2 separate regions of the Homo sapiens genome follow, and region 2 is linked to region 1. The links are chromatin loops, found by intact Hi-C in ENCODE. Cell type or tissue: heart right ventricle. All regions are shown on one strand. Links, peaks and the distances in the headings refer to the core of each region. The heading gives the core; the rest is flanking DNA.

Region 1 (8,338 bases), core at 280-8,279:
GCTTCTCTGTCCATGCATCAAGTAAAGTTTGATTTTGTCAGCTCAGAACAGGGTTACCTGCCTCCATTCAGAACAAGTTAACACTCAAAGAAGTTTTCACAGGAGAAATTTGATGCTACTTTCTGCTTTGCCTCTGAAGGCGCTAAAAACCCAGAAAATGGTCTCAGCACAACTTTAGTGTTGGAACTCTAAAGATGCCTTATTATCTGATGGTAAGTAGAAACATTTGTTGAAGCCCACAACTTGCCCTTAATGATACTGGGTTTTGTACTATTCTCTTATTGTTTCAGAGGTTGGCATCACCTCCTCAACAATGAATGAGAGGCTATGCAGTTAAAGAGCAGGGACTATGCTTGTATACTACTCTTGAACAAACAGGGCTCCAAGCACAGCCCTGGGCTGACTTCAATACAAATTGGCTGACTTCAATGGAAATGCAATTTGCATTTTTCAGGCTCCTTTTCCCAAAGCCACTGACACTTATTTGAAATGGTGTTCAAAGTGTTTAAATCTGTATGAGATCTAGATATCCATATTGTTATGGGCTGAATTGTGTCCCTCCAAAATTCATGAGTTGAAGCCCTAACCCCCACTGTGACTGCATTTGGAGACAGAGCCTTTAAAGAGGCAGTGAAGGTTAAATGGGGTCATAGGGTAGGGCTCCAGTTCAGAACTGGTGTCCTTACATGAAAAGGAAGAGACAGCAGAGATCTCTCTCTCTCTCTCTCTGCATACACATAGAAGAAAGGCCGTTTGCAGGCCAAAGACAGAGGCCTCACCAGAAACCAACTCTGCTGGCACCTTGATCTTGGAATTCCAGACTACAGAACTGGGAGAAAATACATTTCTGTTGTTTAAGCCACCCAGTCTGTGGTATTTCATTATACCAGCCCAAGTAGACGAATGCATACACCCCATTTCACAAAAGATTGAGAGATGCAAGTTCGCGGCAGAGCCAGGGTTAAAATACACATGTGTGCTCTCACAGCTGGTGCTCATTTCACTCTACCATGTTATAGTTGTGAGGTACAGAAAACACTGATAGAGAATGGAAGGGAACCGGAGTATACAAATAAAATATTAATATTTAATCATAGTGAATTCCTTACATTATCTTCTCCTTTTACTTGTCAATTTATCTGAGATGCAACAGCCTTTGGAAACCTACAGATCTGTAGATCGTGAGAAGGAAAGGGAAGGGGAGGCGGATGGCTTCCTCCAGAAGTGATATATATTAGGAAGTCCCAAAAATCCACTACAACAGGAAGTTTTCCACAGAGCTAATGTCAGGGAGCACCCTCCTAAGGAGATGTTTTGCTTCGTTTCATTTCTCCCAGACCATGCATATGTATGTAACTGAGATAGCTGTTTAGAACTTTTCTCTCACAGAAAATGAGATAACCATTAGGACAACAGGCTGACAATATGAAAAATGAAGTTATTCTTCCACATACAAAAATTTCAGATGAATCTAAGATCTAAGTGTAAAAATAAACTACAAAATACTGGAAGAAAGTTTGAGTGAATATTTATATAATTTTGAAGGAGGAGAGGTCTTGTCACATATGACATTGAAGACAGAAATTCTAAAAACATAATGATACATTTTTGCCTTATAAAAGTTAATCATACTTGTACAACAATAAAAGCAAACCAGTTAAAAATACTATCAACAAGTATTTAAAATGTCTGGGAATATTTGCAAATATGTAGCCAATACAGTGTTAATATATGTAATATATTTGCACATATGCAGTGAACAAAGTGTTCACATAAAATATAGTTAACAAACTGTTAAGTGTTAGTGTAAAGAGTTCTTCCTACTAACTAAGAAAATGACAAATGTTTCAAAAATATAGTGGACAAAGCATATGAAAAAGCAGCTCGTAACATAAGAATCTTAGGTGGCAAACATATAGTAAGAAAGAATAGATTCATTCTATGAGTCAAATAACTGCGCATTAAAACAATAGAAACAATTTTTCTATCAAAGCATATGGGAATAGTTTTTTTTTAAATTATAATATCCAGATTGGGAAGGGGTGTTTCCTCATTTTTATTGAGTGCCGCTGAGAGAGTAAATCAGGAAACATTTCTTGGGGACATTTGGCAATTTATCAAAGCCTTAAAATCTATTATCCTTTGACTTGATAATTCTGCTACTAGGAATTTGTCCTTAGGAAATGACTGAACAAGTAGGCATATGTACAGAAATGCTCATCACAGGTTTGGTTTATAAGATAGAACTATTGGGAGAAAATCTAAATATTCGATGTTAGGGCACTGGCTGAATAACCATACATCTGTTTAATGGAATAACCATTAAAAGTGATGATGAAGATATTATGGATTTGCCAGTATGCAAAGACATTTATGATTTATTAAGTGAACTAAACAACCTATAAAGTATAGACATATACACAAATATTTTATATTATGTGTATGTATACATTTTTTAAGAATATACACAAAAAATTAACAGTTTAGCATGAGTTATTTCTCTGGATGTGAGTTTGATTTTTCATTTTTATTCACCTGTGTTTTCTAATTTTCCAACAATAATCTGATTTTCTTCCAAAGCAGCAATAGTAAAGAAGGTGGGATAAATGAACAGAAGATCTAATTGGCGAAACAGTTTTTGGAAATGAAACCTTTTATTCTGCGAATAAGAAACACTTCTGCGGTGTTCCTTAAAGTGTGGTCTAAGCATCGTCTGTATCAGAACAATTCAGAGGCTTTCTTAGAAGTGCAGATTCCAGAGCCCAAATGTGAGGTATAAAATGGATCCCTGGGACAGTGCCCAGGAATCTACCAATTTAATAAGCCAAGCGCCCAGGTGCTTTCTATGTATTGGGAGGGCTGAGAACTATTGGCCACAGAAATTACCTGGATCCTTTACATTTCAGAGTTACTGAATGATGGTCAGTCATATTGAGTGATAACTCTGTGCTAAGTAGCTTCTAGTAGCTTCCTTATCAGTGCAGTGACTGTTGGGTGTCCATTAAGGTGTTAAGGGATGCAGCTCAAGGCATTTTTGATGCAAGGAGAAAAGCCATTTCAGTTTGCACTCTTTCCTTTCTCTCCCCAGAGCATCCCCTTTCATGATTTGTAGGCCACAGAAATTATCCTGGTCTCTAAGTCTCTTTGCATGTGAATGCCCCAGGGCACTGTCAATGGACAACAAAGTAGACATTATTCTTAGAAAATGAGCTCCAAGAGTTGGAGAGAAAGAGCCCACTCAGGAACTTGCCAAGGAAGCAACACCGGAGTAGAACGAATAGAGAGGCGTTCGAAAACTTAGCTCTCACAAGGCTGAGGTTGAGTTGGAGTGGATTGAGGAAAAGAGGAGAAAGCGTTCTTTTTTAAGCTAGCCAGTTTTCCAGGAGTGTGAGATGCCAAAACTAAGTTTTCCATAAGTTTCAGCACAAGCTCCGCATCTGTCAGCCCTCCAGACTCTGATGATAAAATGATACGCAAAGAGTGTGGTTGCTCCCAAATACCACAGTGAGTACGTCAGTCCCCGTCTGGCATATAATTGCTTTCCTAAATTACCAGCAGGTGGTGCAAGAGTTTCCAAGTCAGTGAACTTCCCCTTCACATGGCTTCTGCTCTGGGAAGTCTGGCAGTAGCCCACCCCTCCTTCTTGAGTTCCTCTCATGATCCTTACATGGCTCCTCTGTGCTCCAATAATCACAAGGGATCGGGAAGCGTCTTTAAAACGCATTTTGTACCTTTTAAAATGTGTTAAATATAAATGTAGAATCAAAGAAACATGCATTAATTATAGAACCGTGTTAAGGAATAGAGAAAAAAAAATCCCATTGCTAGCAAACCCAGCGGAAACACAAGCCTTCCCCTGTTAGCAAAAGAGGAATGGGGAAAATTAGCAGAAACCTTTAGGATTTAATGCCCTTTACCTCCTACTAAGAAGACTATGAATATGGATTTGGGAAAAGGGATTGTTGGTGGGGAAGGGATTAAATTAGCTTAACCGGAAAAATCGAAAGGAATGAGAGGATATAAAATTGGCCACATCCTGAATGGCATTGGTAGCTTCACTGGTTATATAAGAAGTGAGGAAGAATCTCTAATTGGGAATTCCCAGAATGTTGTTTTGGAATATTTCAGGCCAAGGAGGAGTGGGGAAAGTCTGTTTTAAGAAAACACCAGGCAGTCAGAAGGAAGTTCAGCAGGGTTTCCAGACCTGGCTAAGGAAGAGCTGGAAGCAAAGGGGACTAAGGCTTGAGTTTACTTGAAGTGGAATGGAAAACTACATCTCTAGTTGAGAGTGAAACTCTGACAAGGTCTCAAGACAGGGATGCTATGGGGTTCTCGATTTCAGGCATCTATAGCAAAGTGGTAGCAAATTTGGGACTGGGAGTGTTCACACGTCACATGCAAGAATTCAGATGGAGAGACAGATTGCATCATCAAATAGACATGGTATTAATGCAGTTGTGAGTATTTGTATATCTTTGATTAAAGCTTGGAAATGACACTACGGTCTTGCACAAATAGAACTCCAAAGGAAAAAGAAGGAAAATGATAGGCTCTGACACATGAGGCAGAATTTAGTCCAGGCTGAATGGATTGCTTTTTTTAAAGATCATCCCCTTTTCTAAGGAACTTTTTCACAGACCCTTTCCAGGCCTGCCTTACTGTCTCTAAAATTGCTAACTACTCTAGAGAACCAATCTAGAAACACCATGACCAAGACCTTGATATATTCAGTGACTTTGGGCAACCTATTTAAACACTATGGGCCATTACGTTAAGTCCACAAATGTAGAGCCAACTCGCAGTGAAAAGTGTGATGTTACTCTGGAAACAATAATGGGAAGATATATACCATATACAAATATGGGGTGGGGAGGAAGGGAGGACATGGAATCAATTCTATTGCACTCAACTACATTTGCTGAAATCATATACATAAATGTGTTCTAAAATGCAGCTGAAACATGGATTGCTGCTTGAGATTAGGGCTTGTTATGACAATTCAGGATACAGTGATTGTCACTAAAAGATGACTGCGGGCACATAATGAAGTAAAAAGTGCTAGTTGATAGGTAGGTGCAGGTGACGTATGACAGCTAATGAAACAATATAATGTGTAATTGAAAAATGTACTGCCTTGGTTACTGTGAATTTTATTGCCGTCCATAATAAAGGGACCAAGATTGTACATCAACGATTAATCCTCCAACATGTGTCAATTCCTGCATAAATATAGTGAAAGAGGTAGGAGCCCAGTACAGTGTTGAAAAACATATGCTAAGACAAGTGTTAGGCAAAAGCAGAGTAAAAGGCCACATTCTCTACAAAATGGCTCAATTGTCCTCTCCCCTCCCTCCATTTTAGAGCATCTCTCTAGTATCATCTGACATTTTTACCATATTTCTTGGAGAAAGTGGTATTTCTCCTCCTCATAAGGCTGAATATTGAGAATATTTCTCTTCCATAACACATATCAGCATCTAACAAATTTTATGTTTTACTTATTTCATTTTCTGTCTCTTCCTACTCTAATGTAAACTATGAGAGGCAAAGATCTTTACCTTTTTTTTTTCTTGCTGCTGCGTCTCTAGTGCTGAAACGAGTGAGGGATATATAGTAGGTACTCAATAAATGATTTCACATCTTCCTATACCTCTCAGGATCCTTAGACCTTCCCTCTTCCTAGAGATAAACCTAGAAATTTATATTATAAAGATAATAATTTTCCATCAAAGCTACTGTTGTAAATTCCTTTTCCTTTTTTTCCTGCCAGAAACCCCAAATAAGTCTGCTCTTGGCCAACATCCCCATCCACACCACATAAGCTATTTTTTATCCATTGCCCCTCAATCAAAGACTTTTTCAAATTTTACTTCCAAGTTCAAGGGGTCTTTTAATAGCCAATACCCTATGCGACTAATGTGCCACAGTTAGCCTGTTGAGGACTCTCTTCCTCTTGAAGTTTCCTTTCTCTTTTGTCTTCTATGACACTGCATACTCTGGTTTCTGTTCTTATTTATTCAAAGGATATATTTCTGTCTGCATAAGATACCTATTTTGTAACAAATGACACCAAAATTTAACAGATTAAAACAACAATGTTTATTATCTCATAGTGTCTATGGCTCAGCATTTGAGGCATGATTTTGCTGGTCCTCTGCGACATGATCTCTACACTCTACCAACAAACTCAAAACCAACACTCTACAAGACTGCAATCAAGATGCTTAAGGATACACAGTAACAGATAGATAGGAAAAATAAGTTCTAGTGTCCTATATCAATGTAGAATGACGATAGTTAACAATGTAGAGTTTCAAATAGCCAGAACTTGGATATTGAGCTGGGCCCAGTGGCTCATGCCTGTAATCCCAGAACTTTGGGAGACTGAGACAGGCAGATTACTTGAAGTCAGGACGTCAAGACCAGCCTGGCCAACATGGTGAAAACCCGTCTCTACTAAAAATACAAAAATTAGCTGGATGTGTTGGCACATTCCTGTAATCCCAGCTACTCAGGAGGCCGAGGCAGGAGAATCACTTGAACCCAGGAGGCAGAGGTTGCAGTTAGCCGAGATCATGCCACTGCACTCCAGCCTCTGGGAGAGAGTGAGACTCTGTCTCAAACAAACAAACAAACAAACAAACAAACAAAGAGGATATTGAATTTTTCCATCACAAAAAAATGATGAACATTTGAGATGATGGATACACTAATTACCCTGATCTGATCTGATCATATAAATTATATGTATAGAGACGTCACTATGTATACTATGAATATATACAATTATTATTGGTCAATTAAAAATTTTAAAAAAAATTTAACTCAAAGTTTTAAAAAGGATATTGGCCCAGGATCTGTGGCATTATCTGAAAGCTTAATTAGGGACGGATCTGCTTCCAAACTCACTCATGTGGTTGTTGGGATAATTGAATTCTCCAGGACCTGTTGGACAGCAGTCTCAGTTCCTCTCTGGCTGCTGGCTGGGGGCTGCCCTCTGTTCTTTGCCAAGTGTCCCTCTCCATCATGACAATAATGTGAGAAGAGGCAGAGAGAGTGAATACCAGAAAAACGGAAGACACAATCTCTTATGACCTATTCCTGGAAGTGAGATTTTCTCATTTTTGCTGTTTCTATCAACTAGAAACAAGCCACTACTATGTCCTGCCTGCATGCAAAGGAAGGAGATGACAGGAAGGTGTGAAAACCAGGAGACAGGAATTCTTGAGAGCCTTTTAGGATATTGAGTTCCACAGTCACCTTCATTGACTTCTTTCTGTGCTTCTACTCCATCAAATGGACAGTCTTCAACGTTCTGTCCTCACTTCTCTTTATTCTAAAAATACTTCCCTGTTTCTGGCAAATACTCATTAATACCATAAATACTCATGCCATAAAGCTTTATCACTTTTGTGTAATGATTTATATTCATCCTGTTCAACTCAGATGTCCCATAGTCACCTTAAACTCAGTTTATATAAAATCACATGTATTACTTTGACCTTTACTTTTCTTCATGATTATTATGATTCTTTCACCTACCTGAAAATCAGTTTTTGTGTGTGAATATATCATAGTCTTAAAAAAAAAAAACAACACTTTATTGAGTTTATTGAGCTTCCATTGACATGTAAAAAGCTACCTACAATATATATAATTCAATGAATCAAATATAATGTGTACAATTTGATGTGTTTGGGAATAAATATATATCCGTGAAACCATCATCACCATCAAGTCCATAAACATATCTATCTGGGATTCTTAACAGCCCTTTTAAATTTTTCTGCCTTCATATTATATATCTAATACACCCCCAAACCCTATTGGTTCCTCCTATGTTACATCTCTCACATTTGTTACTTATTCTTCATCTTTACCCCAGTTTGGGCTACAGTGACTTTATCTCCAGGATCTCATAATAACCATGTGGTGCTTTCCAAATTTCTACCAACAAAATGTGCTCTGTGCAGCCATCCTAAAACACTGCTCTCATGGTGCTACTGTATTCCTCGAAGCTTTTTATTTTATTTTAAAACAAATGTAGCTTTTGAAATTTTTTGAAATAATTTTAGACTTACAGAAAACTTGCAAGAATTTTACAAAAAATTCCTGTATAACCTTCACCTAGACTTCCTAAACATTAACATGTTGTCAATTTCTTTTATCATTCTATCTCTATATATCCACGTTTCCTCCCGAATTTTAAATGTTCTTGAATTTAATTCCAAATAAAAGGAAACTTCTCATCTTGGCATTCAAGGCCTTATGTATCTGGTCCCAGACTTAATACCAAGAAGTACACTATGCCTAACTGACCTGGTTTCTGTCTCCTTAA
Region 2 (8,338 bases), core at 213-8,212, 1.0 Mb after region 1:
AACTTCTCCTCAAACGTCCAGGATCTTTAAGTTGAAACAAGTGCTTCATGGATGATAAAGCTATTTAAAACCTGAATTATCCTTCATCTATCTGTAGACAACAACATCCTGTTTAGTACCCAACCTCAATAATCATCACTTATGATATTATTACCAGGGCTGCCGCTTATGGAAGGTAACTACATGCCAGCACTCTGCCAAGCAGTGCAAGCATCTGAACTCTTCATTCTCACAAAAACCCCATACGGTAAATATGCCTTATCCCCATTTCATAGATGAGGAAACCAAGGCTTAAAGAGGTCGGTAACTTGCCGAAGTTCTCATAATCTGATAAGTGATAGAGCAAGGATTAGAACTCAAGCTCACCCCACTCTGAAGCCACCGTAAGTCATTGCTGCAGTTCTGAAAGGTTCCTTGGAGGGCTTCATGTTAAACCTGTGCAGGGGTCAGGAATCTGTGGTCTTCCCACCAGACTGTTCACCCAGAGACTAATCAGTCAGCCTTTCTTTGGTAAGTCAAACTTTGCTCCCCATCTTTTGTGAAGTATAAAGATGATTCATTGCTTACACGGAAATTGATCTAACCACTGTTTTATGAAAAATGCAGGAGTTCCATATCTTTAGAAGGACTTCTTGAAGAAATTTGAATTAGGGAACAAAGTAGTTAAATTTTTCTGTCTTTTCTGGTCTTTTTAGCTACTGATTAATGCACAGTCGTGGATGTTGGAAAGACTTAAGGAAATCAATAATAATATTAACCCTTATGAAAAGGTTTGCTATGAGATGGGATTGTAGCTCAAGGTCTTTAATGGTAAATAGTCAAAAGTTAGAGTTCATGGGTGCCAGCTCCGTTGGCAGGTGTGAACCTTCTTGCTACTATGACCTTCAACATTTCCTTAGGACCTGACACTCTCTTGGTCCAAAAGAGATAGTGATCCCTTCCTGTAACAATACCTAGACCCAGAAGAGAGAAAAAACAGTAGGGTTGGCTTCTACAGCCAGGCAACAATATTGAAAGTGAATGGTGCCCTCCCCCAACACCCTCCCAGCCAGGCAGATCATCCACCCCCCAGCTTTGTCCTCTTAAGAAGAATGCCCCTTGTCTCTCAGGCCACAGTTGGTCATGAGGATTAACCCCTCCCACCCTTTCACCCCCTCCCCAGCATGGCCCCCCTTTCCAACTGTCCTTTGGGCAGACATGACTGACAAGAGTACCACAGGCGATGATGTCACAAAGAGAGGAGGCAGTGTGCCCTGTTAGACCATCTTTCACTCCAGTGGACTCGCCTTCACAGACAAATTGATTTGCAAAGGTTCAGGCTGCCAGCCCAGCCTGCTTTGCATACAGAATGCTCCCTGGTGACACAATAAAAAGTGGCCAGGCTAACAGAGGAGCGCAGCGGGGTCTGGCCGGTTCAAAGTCCAAACTCCACACCCCCTCACCTCAGTCTGGTTTGAAAGGTCACTGTGTGTCTGGGAAAATAGTCACAGGATACAATCCTTTATTAAAGGTCACTATTTTTCACCAGCACTTAACACACACTTACACACAAATTGAGACTGGAGATGGAAAAAAAAAACTGGGGGCTGCATCGCATTGTATATTGTGCTTGCAAGATTTATGTCTTGTGGTCACCAGCAATAAACACACACTGCTTCGGTATTAAAGTTCACATTAATCCACTGATTCCCCCTCCCCTTGAAACCAGCCTCTTCTTTGCCAGGCAAACCTGGGCAAATGGAGACTTTTGTTCATCTCTTTTGTTCCTTTCCCATCTTTCCCTTCCCTTGTTGCAAGTTGTTTTTGTATTGCTTTGTTTTTTTAATTATTTTTGGTGTTGGTGTTGTTGACATGCTGCCAGGAACTTTACTCCTAGTTCCCTCTCTTGCCCAGTGAATGATGTGTACCCAGCATTTGGGTCCAAGGCCATGTGCTGTCACCATGCCCGAGATGCAGTGTCCATGGATCTGTATGAGTCTCAGACCTTGAAAAGCAAAAGTCAAGTTCTTTTATGAGCTGCTGGTGAAAATCCAGGGGAGCACCTTGGTTAAGCCAGTAACTATAAAGCCACCAACGAGAGTACCAGTCCTGCCTATCCATTATGGCATATATTTTATTTTAGTAAATGCTTCCAATACACCCAAAAATAGCAATTGTATTTTCCTCCAGTAACAGACAGTTCACATTGGGTTACCAAAGAACGTTAACAATAACAATCCCTGCATTCATAACAAAAGAGATTATCAAAGATGTCAGCCCGAGCTGTTAGATTAATTTAGGCAAGAATTGCAAAAGAAAATATTTAGGGGAAATTCTATGAATTTCAAATAGCCAGTAAAATGTATGATGTTGAGGATTCCACTCTGCTCCATAGCACATCTTTGCAAAGCTTTTGCCAGTGATAGATTTCTGAGCTATCAAAAGCACATTAATTTTTTCTGATTAAAACAGCTGTGAAAATATACAAGTGTAACTGTGAAAAATCCAGGGCTTATTGTAATACTTTAAGCAAAACAAGGATAAAAGATTTTTAAATACGGACTTGCCAAAAGTAAAATATCTAACACGAAGGGAGCTAATTCTGCGTGTGCTTCTGATATTTTGGCATAAATACTTTAATCCTCTTGTCCATCCCGTTGGCACCTCGTCTACAGTTGACTTGTTAAGGGCGAGTTCCTTTGTAATGTCGTCAGCACCTCTCCATAGTTATTGACTGTGCTCTCATTAAAACGGCAAGATCACAAAACAGCAGAAGTGAGAAGAGGTGGGGAGGCAGCCGGCTCCTCACTACAAAGGTATTCAAAAAGGCACGAGAACCTAAAGGAGAAATGAAAAAACATGGCAGAAGTGAAACTGTCTGACAAGGAGGAGGAGAAGGAGGAGGAGGACCTTTCTGGAGGTGGGGCCAGGGTTTAGAAATTCTGTTTTTGTGTTTTTGTTTATTAGAAAAATACACAGGGCGTCACCAAAGCCAAGTTCAAGTTGCTTGTAGTCTTCGTGCAGAGTTATGCCATGCTTGGCACGTGAATGTAGCACACACACACAGACACACACGCCTTGTCTTCTTCTCATTGCTTAAAAATAAATCCTTTTTGGAGGAAGATGTCGACTTCTCTTGCTAGCATCCCTGCTTTGGGTTTAGCTAGTGATGATTTCACTGTGGGCCCAGACTCCTCATTCCTCATCTATTGCCTTGAAAGGAGCGACCTTATGAATAAAGTCACTGTGTGATTCAAAAGCATGGTTGGGGTGGGCATGCTTATTCAAAACAAGCTGCCTTTTGAGGGGAAGCATCCAAAATGTAACCCCCTAACTCTGAAGACAGCGTAAAGATGAAGAAAAGAAGAGAAGAGAAAAAAGAAAAGAAGCTCTCCCTCCCCGCCCTGCTGCAGGCTGGACACACAGGATGGGGCTGCGTGCTGCGTGAGCCCTCTGCCGGCTCCCATTCAGATGGGCGTTCTGAGATTGGAGGCTTCGGGTCTGACAGTGAAGTTGCCAAGTGCTACCCATTCCCAACATAGAGCCCAGACCCAGCATTCTCCTGCCTCCGAAACAACGACTCTCCTGCATGCAAATGCCACTGCTCCTCCAATCTGTTAACAGAGAAATCTGCAGTCCCACTGTAAACATAAGTGTCTGGGATTCCAACCCTCCAGCTCCCAAAATGTGCAAAGGCAATGCACTAATGCACAAAACGTCTGGGGCTCAGCCGAGGCGTTACATCAGTCTCTACAAAAGGATACTTTCAGGACAGCCAAGGATGAAGAGCTGGATTCTGAGGGAGTCTGAGAATTGCTGAGCCAAAAAGATCCCTCTCTTTCCTCCCCTCTGTCAAACTTTTCGTGCTCTTGCCCCTCTCTTCCTCTCAACTTCCACCCCCACCCTCCTTCAGCCAGGTGATTAATTCCTGGCCCCTACAAGTCTCTAAAGGGATCCACCCTCCCTGCAGTGACACCCAGTGCTAAGGGCAGAGAGGAACAACCAGAAGCTCATCTGTTGTCACATGTGGCCAAAAGCCCCCTCAGGCAGGCTGAATGTGCCCTGGTCCTTAGACACCTGGGCACTCTGCTGTGCCCTGAATAGGATGCTCCGTGGTATAACCCAGCCGGGACCACAAGCCTGGCCACCATCTGGGGGTTCATGATGCCCTGCATCCCAGAAGGGTCCCCAAGATCCTTTGCAAAATACAGTTTTGCTCTGAAGGCCAGTCCTCTCACTCTGTAGCCTCCTGTCCAGGACCACACCACTCACATCTCTGTATTCTAAACCTGCTCTCCCTGCAGCATCCCAGGAAACCTGTGGGCAGGTACCCACGGGAACTGCCCATTCTACAGCCTGTGGAGGACCACCACCTCTCTCTTACTGTAAGAAATACTTAGATTTTTCCATGCACTGCAAGCCCTTGTAATCGTCCTTCCAGGTGGGTAAAATCTAGCTAACAAAAACACCTCTCAGGACACAGTGCATCATCAGGCTGAAAACCAGTGTCACTTTTCTTTGAGGTTCATGGTTTGGGACATTTTAGTTTTTCCTGTTTTTGCAGACTCCAAAGAGAAATATTTCAGATATTTTCTTACTCTTTTACTATTAAAGTCTGTAAGTATTATATGTGAGTGTGTATGTGTATTTGTGCAAATTGCACTAGCGGAAAATACTGATCCAGTCATGATGTAGTCACAGGGGAGGCCTCAGTCACTCACAGACTTTGAAGACAGGCGGCCTCGTATCAGTGCATCCAGACTAATAGCTCCATGAGGACAGGGATTTTTGTCTGTCTTATATCCTGCTTAGCTGCAGCATCTAGAATAGTGCTGGCTCCACAGTCCACACTCAAAATACATTTATTGAGAGATGTTACATGTCAGAATGCAAGTATATGACTCAGTAGTTTCTACCATCTCTTTTTTTTTCCACTGATTCAAAGAAAAATCACCTGGATAGGAGATCAACAAGATCCCTTCTGCTTATTGAACCTTTCTTTTGTGGTCCTCCAAGGGGAAGATGAGGCAAGCATGTGCGTGTCTGTGAATAGGCACACGCATGGGGTGTTGGTAGCTATATGTGGGTTTTTTCCCTTTGCTATGTCTCATCCAATCCCATCTCTTCTTAGCTGCCTGGGTCATGCACCTGAGCTTTGTTATAATAGTAATTACAATGGTTTTGACAGCCTTATGAATGTAGTTCAGAAAGCAGCTGTCACAGGAATTAGCAAGTTTTGCAAACAGCTCAGCTCTGAGGTGGTAGGAGCCCAGGCCAGGACAGGAGGAGTTAACCGAGATGAGTGGGGTGTTATGCAAAGCACCAAATCCCTAAACTCCTGCGAAGATCTTTGATGGCCGTGATCAATAGATTCTCAGACCACACTGACATAACCTTGTCATGCCTCAGCAAGGGTACAGTGGCTAAAAAGGCATGGGGAAGTGGAGAGGTGGGAGGAGAGGGGGAGAGTGAGAGGACAGGGAGGGGATAAAGATATCATGCCCTCCCCTTGCTGGCTCCCCCAGCACCCCCCCTTTCCATACCCACCCCCTCTTCAACAGGCATCACACAGCAAGTGACTGGTAATGGTTCTTTGGCCTTGTATAGCTTTTAAAATCCTTCAGCTGAAGCATCTCAGCTCCAATCGCCAGCAAAGCCTGAGCACCCTTGAGACCCTGGTGCAGATAATCATCATCCACTCAGTGACAAGAAGCTGAGCGCCGCTTCGGTACCAAGGAGACCGAATGTGGCAGGGCACCAAGGTGCCATCTTAGATGCATCCAGGCAGCAGCAGCACACAGGGAGGTGTATGTGTTTGCAAGTTGTTGGGTTTTTTTTCCTCCTTCTCCTTCTTCTTCTTCATCTTCTCCCTCTGTTCTCTCACCCTGCTCAGAGAATCCTCTTTCTTGAGAGGGATGCCGTTAACTCAGCTGCTCTTAGCATGCTTCCTTTTCCCTGTGCCTGCCGGGCCAAATTCAGCCCTGCAGTCAATACTGTTGGAAAAGAAAATGACATTAATTTGTGTAAAAGTGTAATCCAAAGGTGGGTGAGTGATTTTTCTTGCTTTCAGAGAGATGCAGGTTTGAGTTTATGATTACATAAACGAGAGCCAGCTGGTCAGCAGCTTCCTACCTTCCACCCAGCACTTCCCCAGTGCTCTTTCTGCCGAGTGACAGCATTACAGTTAATGGTGTTGCATTATGTATACAATCCACTGTGGATGGTACAGCTGGCTGGGATGGTCCTGCGGACCAGGGTGCTGATGGGTATTTACATGCCCACTGAAAGGTGGGAGAGAGAATGTCTAGAAATAGAAGAAAAGCCTTCCCTAATACACACAGAGCCCACACCCCCAGCTGCTCGGAACAGCGGGTACATGTCCAGGTCGTTTAGATTCCCCTTCTACCTCAGGCCTTGCGCTCACATTTTCCATGCACAGAGCTCCCTGGCAAACTGAAGATGTTCTAAACAAGGACTACTACAGCCCTTGCACATATTAAAAACAGCTCTCCAAACAGCCCAAAATATTTTAATTCCATTGTCAACTTTCCATCTCACACCTTAACAAGGGGCAGTCCTCAGAGAGGGACAGCTCTGAGCAATTGTCCTTTGCAGGCGTGACTTTGTTTAAGGCCAAGTCACCAGGCCTGAAGCCCCTGCCTAGAAGCAGATCGATTTTACTATTAAGCAGTCAGTCGTGCAAAGGAGACGCAGGCATGGAGGTTTGCGAAAGGAAAGACTGTTCTATTCCCGTCGCCGTGAGGACAGAGGTGGGCATTGCATATGCAGCTTTGGGATCCCCCGGGGGCGAATGAACATTAGGCACTGACCACCATGCTGAAAGAGGTCACCATAATGAAGCCGGGGGCCTGGGAGAGTGGGAAAGGAAACCATCTTTGCCATGTAAGAATGGAAAGTTTGCCAGAAACCGAAGCAGGGATTTTAGTATCCCAGAGAGTCTGACGAAACAAAGTTGCGTCTTTAAAAAGTTATTTAAGGGATTGGCCTTCTGTGGGGACGGAGGAGGTGGTAGCCTGTATGTGAAACCCTGGAGAGAGTAGGGGCAGTTTCAGTGTCTGTCTCTCTCCAGCTGCTCCCCCCACAGGGAAGAGCTGTCCTTATGTGCTGACCAAAACCTGAATTCACTTAGTTGACTCATTCATTCAATTAAGTTTATTGATCATCTGCCATATGCTGGGCACTGTCCTAGGTCCTGGGGTTACGACAGCAAACAAAACTAACAAAAATATCTATCCCCGTGGAACTTGCATTCATTCCTCCCATAAAGGACAAAGCCTTTTAGAACATAATGAGAGATGCAAACATTCTTGGGAAAGCTAAGATGTGAGTTACTAAGATCTGTGTTTTCTATGGAATTTTTAATAGGGCAGAGAGAAAGGAGCCCAGAACACCAGGTTGAGAGGGAAGATAGGAGCTGAGGAAGTGAGTGAGGGTGGGCCAGCCAGGGGATAGGGGAGGAGATAAAAAAGCTGAAGCCACTGAGGCAGGATTCACCTGACTTTGCAGTTTTGCTGAGGATTAGTGCTGGTCATGAGAAGGTAATTGTGCAAATAGCCATGGGATTAAAGGCCAAGATTCTGAGTTACCATTATATTTATGAGACAAGTGACTGGTGCACGTCTTCCTCCACTCAGCTATCAGTAAGCCTGGGTCCCAAAACCCAGTCAAGATGCAGAACTCCAGGGCTCTCAGACACTCAGACCAGCAGAGAAACTGTTCCTAATTGCTAGACACCTTCCTGCCCTGTGTTTCCTACAAATCTCTGAAATGCCTGGGACCCCAAGCATGTAGACCAGCACCCCCATTCACTGAGAAAGATCCAGGAATTTGTAAATAACAATTCTTTCCCTAAAATTCTGGTGTGCTGTTCAAACTCACTGAAAACCTAACCTTCATTCTCACCCACCACAACACCCAAGAAAGCCTCAGATTTCATGTCAACACGCCATGCTTTCCCCTTGTCTTCAGAATCATTTGGAGTCCTTGAGTCACAAAAAAAAAAAAAACCTGTCTGCACCTGAATCATCCTGCAGCTAGTGCCCGGTTGCAAAGCAGGAGAGTCCAGCAGCCTCCCTGCCATATGCAATTTCTAGCCCTCTCTTCTCCCAGCCCTGATTCCTTTACCTGAAAGACCACACTCTTTGCTGAGGCCCCTGCCTGCATCATAACATGACAGCTTTGGCTGGAGGTATCACCCATTTCCTTCTCTCACTAAAAAAAAATAACAATAAGGAAAATGGGAAATAAAAGTTTTCAAATTACTTCATAGGAATCAAATACCACCCCAAAAATAAATCAGTTTCTCTGCAATGCCGTGTGTGTGTGTGTGTGTGTGTGT

What was found. Hi-C counts contacts between places; a loop is a spot of excess contacts. Peaks named below come from ENCODE experiments on the same cell type or tissue, not always from the same donor. Only the 100,000 strongest peaks of a DNase experiment are listed, where the experiment ranks them.
Region 2: it touches region 1 in a loop (4-fold over the local background); 6 of 110 quality-filtered maps call a loop at or near these places.

The regions. Positions count from the first base shown.
Region 1 is chr2:59,298,455-59,306,792 of GRCh38, forward strand. All of the region lies in intron 2 of LOC105374754 (a long non-coding RNA gene), which reads right to left. Among named protein-coding and RNA genes, the nearest start is that of LINC01793, 85 kb to the left of the region's middle. In heart right ventricle, for the core only: a CTCF peak has its summit at 3,540 (motif pointing right); a DNase peak (open chromatin) is centred at 3,513.
Region 2 is chr2:60,315,257-60,323,594 of GRCh38, forward strand. No RefSeq gene overlaps it. Among named protein-coding and RNA genes, the nearest start is that of MIR4432, 68 kb to the right of the region's middle. RefSeq lists enhancers at 901-950, 2,811-2,870 and a silencer at 6,984-7,235. In heart right ventricle, for the core only: CTCF peaks have their summits at 3,433 (motif pointing left) and 3,633; no DNase peak of the experiment used is centred there; H3K4me3 peaks cover 351 bases; H3K27ac peaks cover 335 bases; H3K27me3 peaks cover 1,140 bases.